Linked DNA regions of Homo sapiens: region 1 is linked to region 2. Evidence: read pairs that join two places in POLR2A ChIA-PET (ENCODE). Cell type or tissue: MCF 10A. All regions are shown on one strand. Each heading gives the region's core, and the rest is flanking DNA. Links, peaks and the distances in the headings are about the cores only.

Region 1 (7,068 bases), core at 444-5,443, 200 kb before region 2:
TTGTATGGGAGAAGGCTTAGAGAACCTTGGTGTTCCCAGAACTTACCAACAAAACAGGAAAGACAGGAAAGGCTGGACTAGGTTTCAAAAGTACTGCTTTAGAGACAAGGGAAGGGATTTAGCTTATCTCAAATGCAACCACTCCCCTCTTTTTAAAGAGGACTGATTACCTAAATTTCCAACTCCCAAAATTATTTATCCGTCTTTTCTACTCTGATTTGCTCCAGATCATCTCAAGTTTCCAAGTGCAGTTTATCACTCCCTGATGTAGCAATACTGTGGTGTGTATTACGTTCTTCTATCATAAGGTGCTCAACCTACAGTCACTGATTAAAAACACACGCAAAAACTCTGGTTTTCTAACACGGTCAAATTTACTGTTTGGAATCACAGAGCCCACTGACATAGCAGTATCCTTGTTATTAGTCACTTCCCCTGCCTCAGACTCTTCCTATAGGCCAGGCCTTTTTACAGCAGCCGCTCCCCCTCCTCCTCTACAACTGCCCCAAACTGTCTGCAGAGCAGAGGCAGGACCCTGTCACAACTCTTCTCCAGCCGAGCATCTTCAGATTTAATACAAAGGATGTGGTTCAGGATGAAACAGGCCTAGCTATACCCTGTATTTGCAGTCTCAAATGTCAAGGTCACCCTCACTTATTTCATAAGTGACTAAGTCCAGAACATGCCTCACATTCTTCCTTCTCTGTACCTTAGCTTGTGCTGCTTCTTCAGATTGAAATGCTCTTTCCCTATTTCTTCTGAGAAAAGCCTATCCATCCACCAAAACAAGGGTGGGCAAACCACAGCATGAGGGCTAAACTTGGCGGCTGGCTTTTTTGGTATATCGTATTTTATTGGAGCATAGGCACCCCCATTCATTCACATATTGTCTATGCTGCTTTCTCACTGTGCAGCTGAGTAGCTGTAACAGAGGCCAAATGGCCTGCAAAGCCCAAGATATTTACTATATGGTCTTTCCAAAAAAAAGGTTGCCAGCCCCTGCTCTACAAGCCCAGTTTAAATACCACCTCCCCCAGGTGCCTCCTCTGATTATCCTATTAGAGTTAATTTCTCCATCCTTTGCACTCCCATAGCACTGGGTCTCTTTTCAAAGTCATCAAAGGATTTCCAAATGGACAGTAAATGCCTTTCAGGGAAGGGGCCATGTATCGTTCAACTCTTTCTCTTCATAATATATTGTACACAGTAGGTGCTTACAGATATCCATTGAAATGTTTAATTATCTTGCAGGAATATCAATTCAGACAAAGAGCAATGTTTTCTTTAATCAAAGAAAGAAAATCAGTCCTGATTCACACTAAACACTAGATAATAAAGGGAAAAATAAATATTGATCAATGAGACAAATTCTGCCCCCAAAGCATAACAAATATAGGCGTGACTATAAGGCCACAAAGAAAGTTAAAGGGTGGGGCTATGTGAAAGTACATTTTCCAAGGAAGAACATGAATATTGATTCAGAATTCAGACAGAAGGAGTGAGTCTTTCCCATGCTGACATTTATATGGTTTCTAATTCAGAGAATAGTGTCTGGCTTGGGGACAGAGTAGGGTAGAGTCAGGAGATGCCAAAAGTTATTCTTAAAGCTGTTGATGCTAAAACAGCCAGAGCAAAGCTAATAAAGGCGGTTCATGATGAGAGGGAGAAAGGAGGCTTATCTTCAAAGACCACCCCTTCAGTGACTTATCTGCAAGACTTCAAGGTTTAGAAGAAGAGCACAATGTGCCTAGAGTTCTGCTTAATAAAAAAGGGGAAAGGGTGCTCAACTTCTTCCATGGGAAAGTAAGGCCTGAAGAGAGAAGAGGGCAATCTTAGAAGGCAGGTTTCACATTTCTGAAGCTCTGATGCTCACGAGGAAGGAAGAGAGGCTCCCAGTGAGAGCAGTAACCATGGAGAAGCAAAGGGTGGGTCATCCCCAGCTGTTGGTTAAGAAATCTTCAAGATTACTGTTTTTCTCAGGAGTCACTTCTCTTTCATTAAGTCAACTATATTTATTAAACGTTGTTTAAACCTTAGATATCTCTTCTTGGGGCTTAGCTTGTATTAGTTCCCTAATGTGGTAGCTCAGTGATCTAACATATCACAAAAAAGCAAGACTTTGATTCAAACAGGGAAGATTTAAATGCACTTCCAAGTGGGTTAGGGAATAGGCGGATCTAGGGACAGTGTTAACCACATTGGACTTGCAGATAATGGATTCTCAGCTATTATCCTAATCCAGATAGGAGACCTGGGAGCGATTAACAGCCCTGCTGAAGATGCTGTCCTTAGGCGCTGCTGCCTAGAGTGGGCTAGGAGACAATGTTATTCCTCATGCAAGGATAGCGGTGTCAAATCACTTCCATAAAAATTCAAGACTCAGCCAGCTCAGCAACTGTTTCCTGCATTTGAGGAAAGTATCACATTAAGTGTAGGAAAACAGGTGTGGGCATTTTGCATATTTCTGAGACAGACGATACAATTAAAAGCAAAAACAAACCACAGCTTAACTATTTCCCCAGAAAATGAAAGACAAATCCATGTACAAACAGGAAAACTCAGTCTCACATTTCCAGGGTAGCTAGGTGCTAACTATCAATACAAAGCAGAAAATGTGAAACAATCAGCAGAAGGGGGTGGGGCAGAGTTGATTTCCTTTCGTTCCAGCATATCTGAAAGCTTTTCAAGGCAAAGGACTCTGAAAGTGAAAAGAAAGTCCCTGTAAACAGATGCAAGGACATCAGAGCTGTCCTAAATCAAAGGGAGGTGCGCTGTCAGACACCATGTGGAAAGTATGTAATCCAAAAGTAAGTCCAGGAGTGCTAAAACAAACAACAGCATCTTTCCAAATCACAGCAAGAGGGCACAGTCTCTTTGGCATGGAATCTTTGTTTTGTGAATATTTGGTTCTGGACAAGAGTCATAAAAGCTTTTGGTGAAGAAAAGGCAAGAACTGAGTCCAAATAAAAAACAAATACTCAATGATCACTTTCCTCATCTACCAGCATTGACGAGGAACATTCAGCCAAGAGTCAGGATATCACTTTGAGTTGTTTGTGACTTAATCGTCTCCAGGGGCTGCCATGACCTGCAGCAGGTAACAAAGCCCAGCGCAGCATCTTGTCCTGATGCCTCAGAGCTGACCATTGGTGCCTATTATATCACATGCTTAAATACTCTTTCAAAAACACACTTGAAGTGTTGGCGAGAATGTGGAGACATTGAAACTCTGGTTGGAAGATAAAATGGGGCAGTTGCTGTAGACAGCAGTTTGGCAGTTTCTCAAAAAGTTAAATATAGAGTTACCATATGACTCATCAATTCCACTCCTAGGTATATACCCAAAAGAATTGGAAGTAGTGACTCAAACAGGTAGTTGTATGCCAATGTTCATAGCGCATTATTCACAATAACCAAAAGAGAGAAACAGCCCAGGTGCCCATCAACAGATGAATGGATAAACAAAATGTGGCATATACATAAAAAAGAAATGAAATTCTGGTGCATATTACCACAGGGATGAATCTTGAAAACATTATGCTAAGTGAAATAAGCCAGACACAAAAGGACAGATACTGTGTGATTCTACTTGTATGAGGTTCCTAGAATAGGTCAGTGCATGAGGCAGAGAGTTGAAGTTACCAGGGGCTTGGAGGACGGGGAAAGAAGGGGGCTATTGTTTACTGAGTACAGCTTTTGGGATAAGAAAATATTCTGAGGCTGGGCGCAGTAGCTCACACCTGTAATCCCAGCACTTTGGGAGGCCGAGGTGGGCAGATCACGAGGTCAAGAGATTGAGACCATCCTGGCCAACATGGTAAAACCCTGTCTCTACTAAAAATACAAAAATTAGCCAGGCATGGTGGTGCATGCCTGTAGTCCCATCTACTTAAGAGGCTGAGGCAGGAGAATCGCTTGAACCCGGGAGGCAGAGGTTGCAGTGAGCTGAGATCGTGCCACCGCACTCCAACCTGGGCGACACAGCGAGACTCCGTCTCAAAAAAAAATTCTGAAAATGGATCGTGGTGATAGCAGTGAATGTACTTAATGCCACTGAATTATACACTTAACATCATTAAAATGATAAATGTTATGTTTATATATATTTTACCACAATAAAAAAAGAAAAAACACACACTTGATGTTTTATTTCTCTAAAATGTTCTACTCTTTTTAAGAGCTGGATACTCTTTTAAAAGCTAGTTCCAGAAGGTCTGCTGAGGCAAGATGGTGCAAGTCTAGTGACTAAGATAATAACTATGGAGATTTAGCCCAAGGATTCCCAAAGAGAGCATGGGATGCATGATTGTAATCAAGTTTGAGGTAGCAGTGGGGACAGGGATGGAACAGTGAGGAGGGTGCAAGATGGCTGCAAGGAATTCAGTGGAACATGTCTTTCTTCCAGTGGCTGGGAAGTGAGAAGACACAAATACCACCCCACCCTGCCATATTTTTCTTGCAAATGGCCATGGTCATAAACATGCAGGGAAGGTCATAAGTGAGGCCTGTGCCCAGGTTCAAGTCCTGACTCCACCCCTCACAAATTGTTTACCACAGGCAGGTCCCTCAACTATAAAATGCAGATGATGACATTAGTTCCCACCTTGTGTGAGTGTTGTGAGGGTTAGATGAAGGAGGTGGGAGACCCAGGATTCCAAGCATCTAGTGAGTAGTAATATGACTCCAGTACCACGAGCGAGGTCTCATGATCAAGAGGGGCTAAGATGTCTGAGCACAGAACCCCCACACGGGCTGCACACCATGCATGGGCCTCAGGAGAGCCAGCACGACCTTTATTTCTGTATCCACACCACTGAGCACAGTTCCTGGCTCATGGTGTGTACTCCAGAGAAGACTGTCTAAGGCTGGCCTGTTTGTCTTCAAGGATTGCACGGCCTCACCGGGAAGAGCACAGACATGTAAACAGATAAACTACAGTAAAATATATTTAAGTACCGAGCTGGAGAGATGATCAGAGTTCTATGAGAATCCAAAGAAAAACTGACTTTCTTTGCTTTTCTTTTTTTTCTGTCCTTTATTCTTCTGCCATGTATTAAGAAAGCAAGAAAGGACTCCAAACACCACAGGGCTGGCTATAAAAGGGCATTTTAAGATGGTACTTCTGTTGTTGGGGCTGCCTCACAGCTGTTCAGAGATAAGCAATCTAGGGGCCCACTACCAAGAACTGAGTGAAATCTGGAAAGTAAACCAAAGGAGGGGGATTGGATTGGAAGCTAAGGATTCAGAGTGAGCTGATGAATGTGAACTTAATGGTACATAAAACGGTCATTCAAAGAAAACCTTAGATATTTATTGTTATTTTAAAAATATCATTCTGAAATAAGTGGCCTACAAAACTTCAGCACTGAAAGGGATCTTAGTGATCAAACAGGCCAGGGTTTCTTACTTCAGCACCACTGAGGTTTAGAGCTGAATAATTCTTCACTGTGGGAGCCGCCCTGTGCACTGTGGAAGGTTCAGCAGCATCCCTGGCCTCTATCGACAGATGCCAGCAGCACCCGCCTCCCCCCTTCTCTGCCCTCACTGTAACAATCGAAATGCCTCCAGCCATTGCCAAATGTATGGGGAGCGGGTGCAGAATAGTCCCTAGTTGACACCTACTGACATAGGGAAAAGGCCTTTTATCCTGAAAGGACATTGCAATCACCTTTAAAGTTTAAAAAAAAATCCTGAAGTCCAGGCTGTCAGGCTGTGCCCCTGACCAATTAAACATGCAGGTGGGACTCAGGCATCAGCATAGTTCAAACATGCCTCACACAGCATGCCTCCCATGAGTGCAATGTGCAGCCAGGGTGAAAAGCACTGATCCAGGGAGATATGGGAACTAATAGGGTTGACATGCAGGGTATTTTACCTACATTTTCTCATTTAAAGGTAATAGTTCTATGACATTGTAATTGTTTTCCTATTTTGCCTATGGGGAAACCGAATCTCAGAAAAGTTAAGGAACTTGTCCAAGAGCATCCCAGCTGGAAATAAGAGCTCTGCAAAGACCAATTTCAATGGGCAGAGCTGGACTGTAAATGGAAGACAAGGCCAAGAACTGGAGACCACATAAGAGCAAGAGCAGAGGAATGCCACTTAGACCACTGGATGCAGCCTAGGGCTGGGGGAGTAAGGTGGAGAGGCATAAACACATCATCACACATTTATACCCCTAGAGAAACCATTCTCTGAATAGAATGAGGTCAGCACAGGAGACGCACAGAAGAAGCATGTCTACTTTTCTTTCTCTTTTTGTTCTTCTGGGAAGAGGCAACTACTCCGACAGACAGTTGGGTGCAAAAGCCATAAGAACACACAACTGTGCCAGTTAAATCAGGTAGGCTTTTGATGTCTAAGAAGAAAAGTATATGGCCAGCCGTGGTGGTGGGCGCCTGTAGTCCCAGCTACTCGGGAGGCTGAGGCAGGAGAATGGTGTGAACCTGGGAGGCGGACCTTGCAGTGAGCCGAGATCTTGCCACTGCACTCTAGCCTGGGCGACAGAGCGAGACTCTCTGAACAACCTGCTCCTGAAATGACTACTGGGTACATAACGAAATGAAGACAGAAATAAAGATGTTCTTTGAAACCAATGAGAACAAAGACACAATGTACCAGAATCTCTGGGACACATTTAAAGCAGTGTGCAGAAGGAAATTTATAGCACTAAATGCCCACAAGAGAAAGCAGGAAAGATCTAAAATTGACACCCTAACATCACAATTAAAAGAACTAGAGAAGCAAGAGCAAACAAATTCAAAAGCTAACAGAAGGCAAGAAATAACTAAGATCAAAGCAGAACTGAAGGAGATAGAGACACAAAAAACCCTTCAAAAAAATCAATGAATCCAGGAGCTGGTTTTCTGAAAAGACTGATAAAATTGTTAGATCGTTAGCAAGACTAATAAAGAAGAAAAGAGAGAAGAATCAAATAGACGCAATAAAAAATGATAGAGGGGATATCACCACCGATCCCACAGAAATACAAACTACCATCAGAGAATACTATAAACACCTCTATGCAAATAAACTAGAAAATCTAGAAGAAATGGATAAATTCCTGGA
Region 2 (7,993 bases), core at 1,384-6,383:
TCTGAGGGACTCGAGCCTGTAGTCAGCCCAACTTGGCCTATGCATCTTCTCTCTTTCATGTTTCTCTATGTCCCTGGATGGTGCTTTTATTAAATATTAAAGATAGCTCTTTAATATTTTGTATTCCTTACTGTAAAAGATACTGTTTATTAGCAATCTTAATACCTATTCTCAACCTCCTTATTTTTTTTGTCTTTAAAAAAATACTCACTTTCCTAGTCTCCTTCATAGCTGGGATGGGCATGGCAATGGTTCTGGCCAATGAGATATAAGTTGAACTCTGCTGTGGGGGAGGGTGGCAGTTATGAGAAAGGTTTGCTTTCCTATTAAAAGTTACAGTACAGGCCAGGCGTGGTGGCTCATGCCTGTAATCCCAGCACTCTGGGAGGCCGAGGTGGGTGGATCACCTGAGGACAGGAGTTTGAGACCAGCCTGGCCAACATGGTGAAACCCCATCTCTACTAAAACCACAAAATATTAGCCGTGTGTGGAGGCGGCCACCTGTAGTCTCAGCTACTTGGGAGGCTGAGGCAAGAGAATCGCTTGAACTTGGGAGGTGGAGGTTGCAGTGAGCCAAGATCGAGTCACTGTACTCCAGCCTGGGCAATAAGAGCAAAACTCCCTCTCAAAAAAAAAAGTTGGCTGGGCACGGTGGCTCATGCCTATAATCCCAGCACTTTGGGAGGCCGAGGCAGGCAGATCACGAGGTCAGGATATCAAGACCATCCTGGCTAACACAGTGAAACACCATCTCTACTAAAAATACAAAAAATTAGCTGGGTGTGGTGGCAGGTGCCTGTAGTCCCAGCTACTCGGGAGGCTGAGGCAGGAGAATGGCGTGAACCCAGGAGGCGGAGCTTGCAGTGAGCCGAGATCGTGCCACTGCACTCCAGCCTGGGCAACAGAGCAAGACTCCGTCTCAAAAAAAAAAAAAGTTACAGTACAGTCCTTTCCATCTTTCTGTCTGCCTTGAACTCAAATATGATGGCTGGAGCCACAGGAGCCCTCTTGAGACCATGGGAGAATCAGTAGAGATGATACCAGTGTTAAGCCACTGAATCAACTGTAGTTACTGTCTACCTTCAGACTTCTTGTTATGATAGGAAAGTAAATCCCTCTTGGTTTAAGCTGCTATAAGTTGTTACTGTTACTTGAAACCAAACACACTGATCAGACTATGGCCAGAAGGAGCAGGGATTATTTTTTTACCCCATGTTTTCTAAGTTGGCTCCACATGTTGTTGCTGGACTTTGGGAAGGGCACTTATGGCTCTGAGCAATTATTCTGGTGTTTAAAGCCAAAAGGCTGAGTTTTCAAGCAATGACTGGAAACACATAAAGAATCCCTGCCTTTTCAATATTTACTTAGAGGGAATTCACTCAAAACATGTATTTATCAGAAACCATGGTGTTCTCATAAATGTCTACAGAAGGATTGATCACTTAATAAGGTGAGAAAATAATACTCTAGCCAATAGAAATAATGAAATGGTTGTTCTATCCAACTATGAGCATATACGTACACATCTTGTCCTTCTTTTTCTTATTTCTTTTTAGGTAATTACAGGCTTAATGAACAAATGAAAAGGGGAAAGAGGCTAGAGCATGAAGAGGGGCAAAAAGGAAGGACTGGCTAAAAGGAAGAGAAAAATGAGAGTTGAGAAAGAAGGTCTTCTCTTCTCCATCTGGGCTACGTGTATCTAAGAAATTACTTCTCCACTACCACTGCCTGCTGGAATTCAGTGAAGGACTTAGCTACTTAGAAAAATCCTTGTGGTTCAGTGAAAGCATCAATCTACTTGTATTTTCAAACTTTTATGTCTATTTTTAAAAACTTCATCATCCCAGAAATTCTCAAAGTTTTATATACATAAATATATATGAAGGAATGACTCTGATTTTATAAGCATACTTAGAAACAAAGAAGTAGCTATTAGTACTTTCCATAGAAGCCTAATAATATAGTATTCCAAAAACATCAGATTACCTTATCCTGGATCTTTGAGAACTAATCGAGGCTTCTTTTATCACAGAGTCTAAATGTTACATTTAATGTGAGAATTTTTCACTTTTTAGAGCTTTTTTTCTTCCAATCAAATGCAGGTTTTTATTTGTTTGTTGTTGGCTTAGTGAGCATCCTCCTTTTTCCCTACCCCAAAACAATCTAACAAACTGCTCTGTTTTTAAACAAGTCTAACAAGGGTGGTCTGGTCACAGGCATAAAAATTAAAACTTTGTATACTATTTGACATTGGACCAAATTTCAGTTCTATGAATCTATAAAAAAAGTCAATCAGGTATGTAAACTGCATGCATGGGGTGTTCATGGATGTGTTTACAATGAAAAATGAAGATAGACTATGGTAGAGTTGATGAGTGTTTGAAAATATTTTACTATCCACTGCGCTCCTCTTCACAGGTCCAGTGCACTCCCTGCCCCCTGACTTTAGGCTGGGCCACGTGACTTACTTTGGCCAATGGAATATTTGTGACTAAGATGCAATGCAAGGCTTGAAAAACATTTATGTGATTGGGCTTTGCACTCCTGCACTTTTGTCAACTCTAGCTGGCAACGCGATGAGAAGATCCCAGGAAGGGTGTAAGAGGCTCAGGGAGCAGAGCCCGCTCCACCTCATTATGTACCAATACCACCTCAGCCATGCTGAAAACTCACGAGCAAGAAGGAAGTGCTTATTTCTATCTGCCTTATTTTTGTAGTTGTTACGCAGCAATATTATGGCAAGAGTTAACAGATATACAACTTAAATTTCAAAAAATAGGGAATTTAATAAATTGCAACACATCACATAGTATTAAACCGTCATTATTATTAATGACAATGATCTATATTTATATATACATGGGATATGTCTAAAACATTAACAAAAAAAGTGGCGGGGCATGGTGGCACATGCCTGTAATCCCAGCACTTTGGGAGGCCAAGGTGAGTAGATCGCTTGAGCTCAGGAGTTCGAGACCAACGTGGGCAACATAGTAAGACTTTGTCTCTACAAAAAATAACAAAAATTAGCCAGGCATCCTGGCATGTGCCTGTGGTCCCAGCTACTTGGGAGGCTTGGGTGGGAGGATCGCTTGAGCCCAGGCAGCGGAGGTTGCAGTGAGCTGAGATCCCACCACTGCACTCTAGCCTGGGTGACAGAGCGAGACCCTAGCTCAGGAAAGAAAGAAAGGAAGGAAAGGAAGGAAGTTACAAACAATGTATGTCCAGCATGAATCTCTTATTTTATACAATATAAACACATATGTGTGCTTACACACACAGAAAAGAACCTGGACCGAAATACACAAAATGTTAACAGTGTTTCTCTCTGAGGGGGAAGAATATAAATATGTTCACTTTTTTCTTTCTCAATCACTATTTTTTGCATTAAAAAACTCATAGCAGTTTTAAGTGCAAATGAAAATAATAAAGTTATAGAGTTTTCTAACTGTAAGCTGCCAGGTATCACTGGCCTTCAACAGGAAACACAGTTTTTTTTCAAACCTTCTCCTAAAGAGTGAAGGGTACGTACTTTTAAAATCTGGCAACTAAAAGCTGAAGTATGCTTCAAAATTTAAACCAAATCCCCATCAACATATAAAAAACAGCCCAGCCTGTTTCTTCCCCAAATTTGTCTGTTTATTCCATCGACTAATGAAAAGTCTCTGTTTCAGACTCCGAGATGCATATCTGTGAATTAGTGCTCAGTTTCCCAAAACTAAAGTTAACCTTCTTTCCTGCCTCTCACTCTTCATTTGTCCTTGATCCTTCCATAAAACCCCAAATCCAGAAGCAATGATTAGGAAACTGCAGACTCTAGTAAAAGTAATTTCACTAGTGTCAGAGAAAGAGAAAGGTTACCCAATTAAAAGAACTAAGGCTTGGCATCAGAAACAGAAGTTGTGAACATGACAAATAACATGAACAAATGGAGATGGAGAATGTTATTTAAGCCTAATGGGAATCGGTGCAAAATATGTCCATCTAGTACCTTACTCAGGTAGGGGAGTCATTGAAAACACCTGACAAAAAAAAAAAAAAAAAAAAAAGGCAGAAGAAAGAAAGTAAAGAAAAGCCACCAGTGAACAAGTGATCAGCATTTACAGATCCCAGACATGGCTTGCCAAAAAAAAAAAAAAAAAAAATACACTCTGCCTAATTTTCCTGCAGGTGTTTCTGTTCCCCTCGACTGCCACTGCACTACTGGGGGCCCACAGCTCTCTGGTGTTAAGGATTATAGTTGTTTCAGTTAAAGGATACAAAGCAGACCTGTGGTTTCAGGAAATATTAAAGACCTGTTCACTTGCAGAAAAATGACAGAAACTTTCATCTCTGTTAACCAGCAAACAGTCCCTTTTCTAATGGCCCATTAGGGAAGCCCAAGAGGAATAACCTCTCAGAACACTTTGCCCAGTGTCTGGAAAAGGCTCATATGATTCTCGTCCTTTGTGGTCCCCTCATTTGGTTGCCAGAGTCTTCCCTTTATCAGAAATACAGTCCCCAATATTTTATTATTGCACATCCCATAATTACTCTTGGCATAACTGTGTTTTAGGCCACATAGAAGTGATCTGAATTTTGGCTGCTACCTACCATTGAAATTCTTTCTACTTGCCTCCTACTGACATTCAAGGTCTAAATCTCTCTTCACAATGCTGCACTATTTTATAACAGGTTACTACAGGTGCTGTTGTGACTTTGATTTTGTTCATCTTTTGGGTGGAGTCCACCAAATCGGGTTGTCTATAAAAAGTTGCATTTTTCTGCTTAATAAATAGATCCTCACAGATACTGTATGCATGTGTTTATTTACTAAAATATGAGAATAGGGGATATAATTCTGCATAAGTTATGTCCTACTTTAAAGAAGATTTACATAAATATATGTAATAATACCAAATAAAATAAATTAAAATAAGTAGACGAAGACACAAGAAAGTCAGGAATGGAGTTAGCATACAACATCTATTTTTATACCTGCTTATATACTTCCTAGAGGCAGGTCTGGGCTTTCTGATGTAAGCTATAATATGACATGGCATTCACAGAACCAAAACGGCCTCACTTGCTCAGGATGAAAATATCTAATCCTACGCAGCCGACCCCAGGGGAAATTTCTCCCATAGGTTCTCATTAAGATGCTGTTATGGAATGTAATGAGCAACATCTTTAAGGAAAACATTGTGCCAAGGCAGCAAGCAGTTGCACAGGTCTGCTTCTTGCAGCAGCCTCCAAGCCTTGGGGCTTGAGCACACCACCTCCCCATCCTTGGGGACCAGAATTGTTGGATTTGGGCACACAGCTCTGCTACATCGTGCCAGATTTGAAAGCAAGCAGTGAGATAGTTTGTTATGATTTTTTAAGCTGCAGAACCCTGTATTCAAGTGAAGATTTACTTGGGTGTGGGAATCACAGAAGGAGAAGCAGGTTCAGCATGGTGAAGAGGGTGAATAAAGTGACGGTGTGAGGGATGCTGATGCAGGGCAGGAGACGGGAGGAAGATCTGGGCTGCACTGGTGGTGAAGACTGGAGAATGGTCAGCATGAAGGTGGAGGCTGAAACAATGGGAGAAGAGCTGACCCAGCTAAGGAGGTGAGAACAGGAGGGGCTGAGGACCTACAGATAGAAGAGTTGCTCAAGAAGAAAAGGAAGCAGCAGCTTTTATTTCTTTTTCCATAACATGCAGCATAATGCTCCCAATGTGGCCTCCATACTCCTAATCCCACTCCAGTAACTTTCAAATGTCTCTTGCTGTCCGCCCGTCCTTTCATCTTCCAGGCACAAGAGCTGTCTTCAGGGTGGGGAAAATGAATTCAATACCCAGGGCCTGCGGGGCAGCACATCCACTTCCTCTACCTCTGGACTCCTCTGGGCAACTTCGAACCATTCTAAACACGGTTTTGCACACATATGCTCGGAGCTTTACTAGCAGTCTGTTTATGTTCTCATTTGATTTCACATTAAACAGAAGAAGACCCCGTCTGATAGGAACCAGTGGCGTCACACCCTCACACATTTGGCCCTGGCTGGCTCCGTGCACGTCTGAAGGAGGGCGTGTGGAGCTTTTGCCTCGTTTCAATGCCTTGATGTTGTAGCTCTGGTTTCTGAAATGTTCTTTTGTAAATCAGGAACTGTACTGCAAATTATCTGTATGTTTACCTTGGTGAACAGTGCTATTTGGGGGACTTAATTTGCCTAAGCATGAAACCTGAGTTTGCACATTGCTGGGAGGAAATGAGAAGTTCTCCCTGCCCCAGGATGGGAGGATGCCAGTGCGCGTTCACTCATGCTCACCCTATAGAAAAGGATTGGAAACCTATGTCGGCCCAGATAACTGATGAGGCAGCTGGGGCTCCTGAAGGCTCACTTTTCCAAAAGTAAACGTTCCAAAAGTTTCTTGAAGAGTCTGAGGGATGCTGATGCTGGGTAGAGATGGGGAGAGAGACCTGGGCTGCACTGTTTCTTGAACAACTGCTCAGCAGAGAGTTTGGTAATGATTCCGCTGTGAGCTCTCTTCTTGAGGTGCTAAAAGAAAATAGTATTAGCTTTAGCTATAGATTTGGACCTAGAGGTTGCCTTGTTGCCTTGAAGACAAACAGGACATTCTACAGCAGCTGCCAATCTGGAACACTGGAAATTGTCTGAAGGGAGCTAAGGGCAGCTGAGTATCAGGGATATACAAGGGGTTGGCCAGGCATGGTGGCTCACACCTGTAATCCCAGCACTTTGGGAGGCCGAGGTGGGTGGATCACTTGAGGTCACGAGTTCGAGACCAGCCTGGCCAACATGGTGAAACCCTGTCTCTACTAAAAATACAAAAATTAGCCAAGCATGGTAGCAGGTGCCTCCCGCTACTAGTAATCCCAACTACTCTGGAGGCTGAGGCAGGAGAATCGCTTGAACCTGGGAGGCGGAGGCTGCAGTGAGCCAAGATTGTGCCACTGCACCTCAGCCTGGGTGATAGCACGAGACTCTGCCTCAAAAAAAAGGAATATACAGCCGGTGGAGAAAATAACCATTGGAATAGATAGGAGATGGGGCAAACAATTATCCCAGCTATACTTCTTGGAATGACCATGATGGATCAGGCCCTTTGCTAAATACTTTACATACCTATGTTACTTTATTTGGTCATCACAAAACACTATGATTTAATCCCCATTTTGTAGACAAAGAAGGTGAGGCTCGAGAAGATTAATAAACTTGCCTAAAGACACAGTTAGTGAATGGCTGAGTGGGGATATGAGCCCAAAGCCCATCTCTTAGCCACTTCTTTTAAAAAATAAAGAATTTTTTTTTTAATAGACAGGGTCTCACTTTGTCACCCAGGCTAGAGTTGCAGTGGCATGATCCTAGCTTACTAAAACCTTGAACTTCTGGGCTCAAGCAATCCTCTTGCCTCAGCTTTCCAAGTGGCTAGGACTAGAGGTGCACACCACTATGCCCAGCTAATTTTTAAAAAACGATTTTGTAGAGACAGAGTCTCATTATGTTGCCCAGGCTGGTCTCGAACTCCTGGCCTCAGACAAACTTCCCGCCTCAAGCTCCCAAAGCACTAAGACTAAAGGCATGAGCCACCACGCCTGGCCGCCATTTCTTTATGCTTACTCCCTAACACCTGCTACTTAGAGTGTGGTCCTTGGACCAGCAGCAGCAGAATTACCTGAGAACCTGTTAAAAATGCAGACTCTCAGGCTCTATCCCAGACCTCCTAAATCAGGATCTGCATTTTAACAAGATCCCCAGATTTACGCCACCAAATCTGAGAAGGATGACCCTAATACACCACCACTGTCTGGTGAATCAATAGTCATTGAAGAGGTATGTTAAACAACCACAAGCCATTTTTATAAATAGAAAATTGGGACAACAAAATGGGGAACAATTTGGCAATATCTATGAAAATTTGAAATGCATGTTCCTTTTCCACAAAAATGCTATTTAAAGGAATTTATTCCTCTAATAAACTCACACATATGTGCAGAGATCTATA

The links. Peaks named below come from ENCODE experiments on the same cell type or tissue, not always from the same donor. Only the 100,000 strongest peaks of a DNase experiment are listed, where the experiment ranks them.
Region 1: POLR2A ChIA-PET joins it to region 2 with 5 read pairs; 3 of 35 experiments call an interaction of 5 or more read pairs at or near these places.

What each region holds. Positions count from the first base shown.
Region 1 is chr15:71,673,230-71,680,297 of GRCh38, reverse strand. All of the region lies in intron 8 of THSD4 (thrombospondin type 1 domain containing 4), which reads right to left. Among named protein-coding and RNA genes, the nearest start is that of THSD4-AS2, 15 kb to the left of the region's middle. In MCF 10A, for the core only: no CTCF peak of the experiment used is centred there; a DNase peak (open chromatin) is centred at 3,307.
Region 2 is chr15:71,475,237-71,483,229 of GRCh38, reverse strand. All of the region lies in intron 7 of THSD4 (thrombospondin type 1 domain containing 4), which reads right to left. LOC107984716 (a long non-coding RNA gene) reads left to right here. Exons shown (of 3, transcript XR_001751787.2): 3 at 1,557-4,787. Among named protein-coding and RNA genes, the nearest start is that of THSD4-AS2, 210 kb to the left of the region's middle. RefSeq lists a silencer at 6,038-6,127. In MCF 10A, for the core only: no CTCF peak of the experiment used is centred there; no DNase peak of the experiment used is centred there.